Linked DNA regions of Homo sapiens: region 2 is linked to region 1. Evidence: read pairs that join two places in POLR2A ChIA-PET (ENCODE). Cell type or tissue: Panc1. All regions are shown on one strand. Each heading gives the region's core, and the rest is flanking DNA. Links, peaks and the distances in the headings are about the cores only.

Region 1 (5,393 bases), core at 182-5,181:
GGTGTGCTTTATGGACCATAATGTGGTCTATCTTGGTGAATGTTCCACGTGATCTTGAGAAGAATGTGTATTCTGCTCTTGTTGGATGAAGTAGTCTATAGACGTCAATTATATCAAGTTGATTGATGGTGTTGTTGAATTCAACTAGGTCTTTACCCATTTACTGCCTGCTGGATCTGTCCATTTCTGATAAAGGGGTGTTGAAATCTCCAACTATGATAGTGGATGCATATATTTATGCTTGTAGTTCTATCAGTTTTTGCCTCACATAGTTTGATGCTTTGCTGCTAGGCACATGCATGTAAAGGACTGTTATGTCTTCTTGGAGGACTGACCTCTTTATCATTACGTAATTACCTTTTTTATTCTGGATAACTTTCTTTGCTTTGAAAAGTCGGCCTTGTCTGAAATATAGCTACTCCTGTTTTCTTTTGATTAGTGTTAGCTTGGTATATTTTTCTCCATCCATTTACTTTTCATTTACATGTGTCTTTATATTTAAAGTGGGGTTCTTGTAAACAACATACAGTTGAGTCTTGTTTTTTGATCCACTCTAACAATCTTTTAATTAGTGCTTTTCTTTTTCTTTTCTTTTTCCTTTTTTTTTTTTTTTTTTGAGACAGGGTCTCACTCTGTCACAGCAGCCTTGACCTCCCAGGCTCAAGGAGATCCTCCCACTTCAGCCTTCTGAGTAGCTGGGGCTACAGGCACACACCACCACGCCTGGCTAATTTTTCAAATTTTTTGTAGAGATGGTCTGTCTCCCTATGTTGTGCAGGCTGGTCTCAAACTCCTGGGCCCAAGTGATCTTCCTGCCTCAGCCTGCCAAAGTGCTGGGATTACAGGTGTGAGCCACCACACCAGGCCTATTTGGTGCACTTAGACCACTGATGTTCAAAGTGATTACTGGTAGTTAAATTAATATAGACCACATTTGTCATTATTTTCTATTTTCATCTTCCACATATTTTCTGCCTTTTGTGGTTTTAATTGAGCATTTTATGTGATTCCATTTTCTCTCCTTTCTTAGCATGTCAGTTATACTTAAAAAAAAAAAATTCTTCTAGTGGTTGCCCTAGATTTTGCAATATCCATTTACAACTAGTCCAAGTCCACTTTTTTTTTTTTTTTTATTATACTTTAAGTTTTAGGGTACATGTGCACATTGTGCAGGTTAGTTACATATGTATACATGTGCCATGCTGGTGCGCTGCACCCCCAAGTCCACTTTTAAATAACACTATACCACTTTATAAGTAGTGTATCATACAAAAACAAAATAATCCTAAGTCTTCCCTCCTGCTCCTTGTGTTGTTGTCATTCATTTCACTTATATGTAAGCATACATATAACATATAAACATACAAAATCGAAAGCACTGTTGCTATTATTATTTTGAACAAACTTATCAGTTAGATCAATTAAGAATAAGAAAAATGAACATTTTAGTCTTTGTTTATTCCCTCTCTGATGCTCTTCTTTTCTTTATGGAGATCTGAGTTTCAAACCCCTATTATTTTCTTTCTGAGTTTCCTGGATCTGAAGTTTGATGTCTGACATTAATTTAAGAAATGTCTCTGTCATTATTGTTTGAAATATTTCTTGTTTCTTTCTCTCGTTCTTTTCCATCTAGTATTCCCCTTATGCATATGTTTCACCTTTTGTAGTTGTCCTGCAGTCCTTATTCTTTTTTTTTCTTTTCCCAGTCTTTTTCTTTGCTTTCCAATTTTGGAGGTTTATGTTGAGACATTCTCAGGCTCAGAGACTCTTTCTTCAGCCATGTTCAATCTACTGATAAGCCCATCAAAGCCATTTTTATTTTACGGTGTTTTTACTCTCTAGCATTTCTCTTTGCTTTTTCCTTAGGATTTCCATCTCTCTTCTTACATTGTCTACCTATTCTTGAATGATGCCTTCTTTATCTGTTATAGCCATTAGTATATTAATCATAGTGGATTTAAATTCCTCATCTGATAATTCCAGAATCCCTATCTGTCTGGGTCTGAAGCTTGCTCTATTCTCCTCAGATTTTTTTTTTTTTTTTTTTGCCTTTTGGTATGCCTGGTAATTTTTTCTTGGTAGCTGGACATGATGTACCAGGTAAAAGGAACTTTTATAAATCAGCTTTTAGCAATGTAGCAGTTAGGTGGGGGAAAGGGGAGGGGAGACATTCTATCATCCTATGATTAAGTCTCAGTCTTTTAGTAAGCATATGCCTCTGGTGTACAAACTTCTAAGTGTTTCCTCAGTATTCTTCTCCCCTCTTTGGTAGGACAGGATGGCTAGAGTTGTCTGGAGTTTAGTATTTCCCTTCTCTGATGCAGAAGGTTAGAGCTGACAAGAGTTAGGTATTTCCCTTCCCTTGGGTCAGGCTCTAATAATACCCCAGCAGGTTAGGATTTAGCTAACTAATTTCTCCTGGGGGCAGACCTTGTTAAGAAGAGCACAGTGCTCTGGCATATTTCAAAATGGTTCATTTCACCTTCCCCCTGCCAGAAGCACATAGGGATTTTTCTGCAATATTTACTTGGAGAATCTAATTGAGCTCATGTAGGTAAGTCTAACAAAATTGTGGTGTTTCCCCATGAGTGGGTCCTCCTGGAGTTTAAAACTTTCAGAGTTGTTCATACTGAACCTCCTATAATTCATCAATTACAGCTCAGGTTTTTCTACCATGGCACTGCTTCCTGTGGGGGTTTCTGTTTGTGACTGCATGCTCTAGTAACTTGTGGCTCTCGGTATTTGCCAGTCTGTCTCTCTAGTCTTTTGGGGACAGTGGTTTTCCCTGTGTCCTCCCCTATCCTGGGTCCGATAAGAATTGATTTCTCAGTTTGCTTAGCTTTTTACTTGTTAGGGTTGGAGTGGCAACTTCTAAGCTCCCTACATGTGGAACTGGAAACCAGAAGTCCTAATAATATTTCTGTATATGTCTTTTGGTGCATGTATGCATGTACTTCTGTTGGCTGTATCACTTCAAAGTAGAAACACTGGGTCATATAGTAGGCATATATTCATCTTTAGTAGATAATTACAAAGAGTTTTCCAAAGTAGTTCTACTAATGCTCTTGCAACAGTGTACAAGGCACACAAAGATTTCTATTTCTCCATATCCTTATCAACACTTGTTACATTTTGTTTTTCTAATAGACATCTTAACAGGTGTTAGGTGATATATCATTGTGGTTTTGATTTGCATTTCTCTGATAATTAGTGATGTTGAGCACCTTTTCATATACCTGTTGGTCATTTGCATTTTTTTTGAAGAAATGTCTATTCAAGTCCTTTGCCCATTTTTAAATTTCTAAGACAGTAGAATAGATTTCAAGTGTTCTTATCACAACAAAAGATAAGCATGTAAGGTACTGCATAAGTTACTTAGCTTGATTTAGTCATTCCACAATATATGCTTATTTCCAAACATCATATTGTACCAATCTATATACTTTCTATTTGTCAAATAAAAATATATATTAAAAAATAAGATATAATTGAGGCTAATAACTAATCAAGTAAATGACTGAGCATATGTATGTTAATTAGCTGTAATACATGATTTATAATAAATGATCATAACAATTTAAGCAATAAATAATAATTGAATCAAATATGTATGATGGTAGTAAGTCACAAGTCCTATGACGGGGCAGATAAAATAATAAAAGAGGACTAGAAATTGCTAGGGGTGGTGGGATAGTTTTAAATAGGGTGTTCAGGAAAGGCTTTGATGAAAGGTGACATTTGTGCAAAGGCAGTTAGGGGGTGAGCTAAGAGATGCTTGGAAAAATAAATTTTGTGGGGAGAGGGAAGAGCATGTGCAGAGGCCATAGAAAGCTAAAGTGGTGTGTTTGAGTAAGAGCCAGGTGAACAGTATTGCTGGAGCAGAGTACTTGAAGAAGAGAGCAGTTCAAGTGTTTACTAAAATGTCCTCAATGATTTAAAGAATATAAATGATTAATTCAGTTAATACCAAACTAGAAGAATGTACCACACAGATTCCAGACTGGTTATGTAACCCATAGTACATAAGGAACTTCAGATTGATCAAATCAGCTGGCAGAAACAGGAAACAATCCATTACTTTTATAAACGATCCTTTACTGTGACCCATGTTAAGCAAAACTGCATGTAAGGGAAACTCTAAAAATATATAAGCAACCACAGGGTTATATTTGATTGATCTATATCAATAACAAATTGAGAATTAAAATGCAGTCTGAAATAATGGGAATGGACCAAAACAATAAGGAAGTTCTAATATGTACATTGAATGCGTCACTGCCTTGTAAAAATATAAGAAGACCAAAGACCTTATCACAACTAATACTTAGTTGATGAGACTGGTTTTCCTCTCTTGCCTTTGGAGAACAACAATTATTACCTGCTGGGTGACACTTTTCCTAGATATTGTAATGATAATTTCAATGAAATTTGCAGTCCAAATTTGATAAATCACAGTAATAAAAATTTTTCATTCTTCATATTGGTAAAAAAAAAAATCACCTAAGTCAAGGAAGTATGCCTAATTTGATAACACAGCTGTGTGGTGAAGGTTTCCAAATCTGTGTACACGACCAAACATTTTCTTATGTTACTATCTCATTAAAAAAAGAACTCCCATGTTAGCCAATTCATTCTATCCTAAGAAAACATTTTCGCATATTTCACATTCTCTTCTGTTATCTACCAGAATGAACTTTTGATAATGAAGCACAACCGTGTTTTCTTGAACAGTACAGGAAGGTAAATATGCACACTGGGAATTTTTATACTGGATACATTTGCAGGGGTTAGAGGAAAGTATTTTGATGCTTATTTTTCTTGAATTTATTATTATTGTTGTAATCATTTTTTAGAAAAGGAGCTAAGAAACAATTTGAGGTATGGCCACAAGGTAAGAAGTATGGTGCTTAGGTGTGGATTGTGCACAACCTGTTTCATTAAATAGGCTTTAAAAAAACAGTAAATCTTCAAAATCCTTGAAAGACTTCACCTGTTTATATAGCTTATTACAGATGCATCCATTTTTCTGGGAGAGCAGCAATGGTGCCTATGTGTTATGACTAAGTGAAGCTGCGACAAATAGTACTTCAACATCTTCAAAAAAACATTATCACTGCCACCCTGCCTATTTGTTTATTAGTTTAACCCACCCAATGTATTTATGGCAGGGTGCTTCTCCACCGTACAAGCAGAAAACAAACAAAAAAATAGCACACAGTTTCTCTTTTTATGTGACTGCAATATTTGTAAGGCATGTCTTAGCCAACATGCAATGTCAACCAGACAGCCTTCAAAGATAAACTTGCTAGCTGTCAAAACATAGGTCTAGAAGTAATCCTAGTTTAGTTTATCTCCTCTTCCCATAAGGCCATGTGTTCTTCTCCTTAGGATCA
Region 2 (5,393 bases), core at 141-5,140, 800 kb before region 1:
AATATGTAAGTGCATGAGACTGTTATATGTCTGTCTCTTATCTTAGTGTTATACAGGCTTGTTGAAATAAAGAATAGGATATGCATATTATAAAGTAGCTGCCCTAGATCCTTGTATAAACATGTTTATCATTAGAAATTTTTTTTTTATTTTTGGCAAGACAGTGCAACAAAACAAGATAATCAAAAGATAAACTCACAAAAGTTGATCCATGAAAAAAAAAATACTACCAAAGAGAAAGGGAGAAAGATGGAAAGAGAGATCAAAAAATAAAAGTTTGAAAAATAATCTGATTATTAATGCATAAGTAAATACATTTATGTAATTCAGATTTTAAAAATTCAACTTCTGCTGGAATTAACCAATTTTCTTTAGTTTCCAAAATTCATTAGCTATCTATCCACACACTTCATTTAAATATGAAGTTTCAGACCAGCAGGGTCTCACCTAACCAGTATGCAAGATAATTCTTTTTATCAAAAAAGTAACCAAAGCTTTAATAATCTATACTACACCAAACAAAATATTGGCACCCTTATCCAGCACACAAGTCAGAAGGCCTCATAATATGTGCCATATAATGAGTGTCCTGAAGTACCCTTATTTGTCCTACAATTTTAGCATATTGTGATATACTGAGGTTTGCATATACCTAACTAAGTGAATTGAGGGATTGTATTACCTAATTTTAGCTAACTCTCACAAACTGGACAAATGGCTTAAAAAGCTTCTTGCAAAGAACTTGTAAATTAAAAGTAATATTAATAATGCAAGCACAAGCAAACAAGAAAAGGCAGAACTGACACCTCTCTTACTCCTAGCACAGATTCTTGTATCAGTCACATTACAACGTGAAAACAATGACAATCCTATCAGGTCTGACCAAAAGTCAGCTAAAAGGTCAAAGTTATCAAGTAGAGTATTTGACACATGAGACTTTTATCAACTAAGTTAACAAAACCTTGCTCTAAAATGTGCATTATGCTGATATACTAGCTAATGTAGCATTAGCATGAACCATAGCAATTAGCATGACTTAAAAAAATAAAGTTATGTCATCCAGTATAATTTATTTTTCTCATTCTTTTAAAATTTCTATTTTGATTCATAATATATTAATATGGTAGGTCATGTAAATAATTTCTAAATAAATATGTATATATAAGAGCATATATTCAAAAGTTTGGGAGCCCCTTGTTTGAAAAAGAAGCAAATGTACAAAAATGAGTCTGATTGATGAAATTATGAGATATGAAAGAAACATGAAATGAAATTGTAGTGCCAATGAGAAGGAAGAGCCAAGAAAAAGAACAAAACAGCGCAATCAGTACCTTCAGAGGGTCACTGGAGATGAAAATGATCAAGCAGGGAATATCAACATTAAATATTCATCTCCTAATTCTCAAAGAAAATGTGCTTTATCAGTGAATTAAAACTTTGCACACAGATGGCATCTTTTTCTCTCAAATAATCTGAAGATTTACAGCTTAGATAAAGGTATGAATCTAGAATTCTTAACAACACTCAAATGGATAAAAATATATTGTTATTAGCTGTCAAACAATAACTTATCTCCTAAATAATAATATAGAATATTATGTCCTTAAGGAACATACTATTAAATATAATAGTATGTAAAACAGATCTTCCCTGCTTTGAAGAGATCATGTTCTTACATGATCAATAAGCAGCTAGAAAAGCAAATGAGCAGAGTAGCTAAACCAGCTGCGACCACAGTAAGCCAGTGTCCTTGTGAATGAAAAGAACAGAACAGCATCATTTATAAAGAAATCCAGACAGTGGGAAGGTTTTAAGAAATCCATCTAGCTCTAAATCTAACAGAAATCGAACTACATGCCAAACCAGAAAACAAATTCAAATTAAAAAACAGTATGTTTTTAAAAGGCTGTTCTGTTAAAACTACTTAAGAAACTCTTTCCACCAGGCAAAGATTTCACTTGGTACCAGACTGACCATGTGTGCTATAGACACATTATGAGCAGCCAGATACAACAAACATTCTCCCTTCTCCAGGCATATGATTTGTGATTTAGTATGAGCAGGGCTAAGGATAGAAAAAGACTCTAACATTCAAAAAGTATTCTACTCCCATCCTCAAGGTTATCCTGTGGATTACCTGTCAAATTCCCACAATTGTTTTGTGGCAAGGATTAAATTTCCCTTGGACCCTTGAAAGAAGCCCATGCTTACAGGTCAAATGCAGCAGCCCTGAATCTGAATGCCTTTCCTTTGAACTATTTCTCAGGGTCGAAGAATCACAAAGATCCTAAGACTTGCAAAAGCTTTAACAGAGCCTTTGAGAGCACTTTACATCAGGGCATTTTACATCCAAAATTCCTGAGTAGGGCTCAAATGGGGAAATGTGAAAATAATTTAGGATATTAAAGGGGCAAACAGTTTACCACTAAATAAATTACTCCAGAAACCCTTTGGCAGCTCAGGGGCCCAAGCATGCAATTTCTTCCCAAGAAGGAAGCTATACATGCAAACAAATGGAAATTAATGATATAAAGCATTTATTAACTTATTCCTTATTATTTACAAGAGTAGAGTGCAGCAGAAGTACAGAAAATTCCAAATTGAAAATCCATTACTAATTCAAAAGTCATTTAAAAGATTTATCTTCTTAATGATGTTTTGATTAGGTTACCACTCGGATTATTTTGTATTTCCTAAATACAACAGCTGAGAGTTGGCCAGAGTAGACTAAGTGACAGGAAAATCCAGAGCATAGAAATTAGCTGATGTGAGCCACAAGCAGAAAATCAAAATGTAACCTTAAAAATGAGAACAAAGGGGACTTCCTCATACCCAAAAGAGAGATTAATCCCTGCCTGCACTTGCATATTTGTAAGAATATCTGGGTTAAGAAAGAACACAGATTTGTGAACGATATGGTAAATGTAAATATAAATAAGACAAAGTAAGCACAGAATTAAGTGAATAAAGAGACAGAAAAGAATGAATGGACAAGGAAATTTGAAAACTATATTTTTTTATTAGGTTCTTTTCAGAAATTCTGGTAAATAAGGCTACTGATTTTGTTTTCTTAAGTTTGACAAGGGAAAAAAAGACTAGTGACCATGGCTCCACCTTTTAAAAAGAACAGATAAATAAATGCCTAGGAAGTACCTTTCAGAGAAAGTAGAGAATATTTAATAGATAAGTATTTTCTCACCTAAGACCAAATATTTTTAAAATCCACAGAAATGTTCCTATTTATTTTCAGAAATTCATGCAGCCGTGTTGGCACTGCTATTCAACAAACTTCTTAAAGAAACAAAGGGGAATCATCCAGGTTTTTATATTTGGCTCATTATTTATAGACTGTTAACACTCATTTCTTGTTTTTACCTCAGGATCCAAGTTTCTGAAAACATACATTCTTGTCTTCTCCATCATTGCAAACAAATCAGGATTATCTTTGGCCCACTTCATATCCCAGACATCTCTTCGTTCCAATTTTAACAACTCTCCAACTACTTGCTGTCCCGTACTGTCCGTTACTCGAGCATCCAAGTCAAAGAAAGTCAGAACTCCTGAGATGTCTATGATAGCAAGACGGCTAAAAACAATGCAATTAGAGAAAAGGAAAAAACTATAAAATTACTATCAGCAATCATGAGAATAATTACCTATAGCCATTCTTCTTCAAAATCAGATTATCAGAAACCTGGAATACAGTAGAAATGGCTTAAAATTTTGTTAAATAAATTTGATACAAGATATGGACTACTCTCTATTTTGCTCTCTTCTGAGGAAAATGTATCCAGAGACAAAACCAATTGGTATGAAATATAAAATAGTCTCAATGCTTTTAAGCTTTAAGAGTAAAAAATTATACTAGTACTTCCACACGCCCAATTAAAAACATTTAAACCAAATGCAGTATAAAATAAAACCATACTGAATTTTAAGACAAGTTCATAATAGACACGCCCATCTTTACATTTATTACATATAAATCTAACAATCCCAACTGATCATTTCTAAGTCTAACATCTACATGAGCAGAGTTTTCAGGCTTACCTAGAGTTGCAATTCAAGGATAACTGGTAGGCTCGACAATTAAGGGAATATTTTTGAATCAAACCAACATTAGGTAGACTGTATCTCTGAATGGTGCCAGATTCACGACCCTATGGAAATTACTTTTGATTACTTAAGCATACGTGTATCATAATAATATTAAACTACAACTATTTCTCTATATGTCTATACATTTGTCTTAAAACCAAAGTGATGTCACAGCAAATTCTCAATTCTGATAATGAATCATGTCCTTAAGTACATATTTACCTACTAATTTAATTAAACCTTTTTCAAACAGCTGAAGTATTCTAATTTTTTTTCATGTAATATTCAAGAAAGAAGTCAGAAACCTAGCACTTTGGCAATACACAAATTCTTACATCACAAGGAAAAAAAATCTAAAGTTATTTATATTTGTTATCTAGGTTAATATTCAGGGCACATTAAAAGCTAAAGCAAAGTACTTGTTGAGTTAAATTACATATGTATATGAAAAATCAACAGAAGATCATATGATATAGCTGTTACTGAAGGTCTAGGTTTTTATCCTATAGTCATCTATCTGATACTAGTTTTTAGCAAAAGGAAAGATGATCTGAATGCAGGGATACTATGAATATTAGTTTAAATAAGTTTAAAAAATAAAGCAGCATATAATTTTGTACACAACTCAGGGCAAATCTTAAGGTTGACATATCAACAGTAAGTATAATGCCATGAGAGAACTGTGGGTTTCAAACCCTTGGCTGCCTCAGGCCATGGCAGTGGGACAAAGTGGAAGCCTCCACACAGCTGATCTTTAACTCTCTTCTTTTTAATCAGAGAACCACTGCTTTTGCAGCATGAGTCTCATGAGGGCTTATCAGAAAGGAGGGAATACTATAGAAATACTATGCTCTTAAGATTTTTCCCCCCATAAAATTAGCTCATGGCTGAGGAATGTAACTAGAACTAGAATATATACTATTAAGGTTTTGTTTACATAATTCAAATGCAATAACCCCAGCAGCATTACTGTATAAAAGTAAACATTAATTTCTAAAATTAATATTTTCAAATCTCAGAGCTCAAGAAAAGACACTATGCCATTGATTCTATTTGAAAAATTCAGCTGAAATTTGCCATAGGCTTCTCTATTTTACTGGCTGGCAAACATGTTACCTCGTCATTCTAAGTCTTATGAAAGTGGCTGAGCCAAAGCACTTTCTCCAACATAAAATATCGGGCTACACAAAGGAGGAAACTTTCTAATACCTACTACCACCATGCAATCTGCCCCACCACCATGCAATCTTCCACAGGGCTCATTCCACTCAGTGTTAGAAACTGTAAGTGTACTC

The links. Peaks named below come from ENCODE experiments on the same cell type or tissue, not always from the same donor. Only the 100,000 strongest peaks of a DNase experiment are listed, where the experiment ranks them.
Region 2: POLR2A ChIA-PET joins it to region 1 with 6 read pairs; 2 of 35 experiments call an interaction of 5 or more read pairs at or near these places.

The regions. Positions count from the first base shown.
Region 1 is chr2:20,742,196-20,747,588 of GRCh38, forward strand. The region is part of intron 4 of LDAH (lipid droplet associated hydrolase); the gene reads right to left. Among named protein-coding and RNA genes, the nearest start is that of GDF7, 78 kb to the left of the region's middle. In Panc1, for the core only: no CTCF peak of the experiment used is centred there; no DNase peak of the experiment used is centred there.
Region 2 is chr2:19,942,411-19,947,803 of GRCh38, forward strand. WDR35 (WD repeat domain 35) reads right to left here. Exons shown (of 27, transcript NM_020779.4): 15 at 4,051-4,160; 16 at 3,376-3,586. Among named protein-coding and RNA genes, the nearest start is that of TTC32, 43 kb to the left of the region's middle. In Panc1, for the core only: no CTCF peak of the experiment used is centred there; no DNase peak of the experiment used is centred there; H3K27ac peaks cover 442 bases.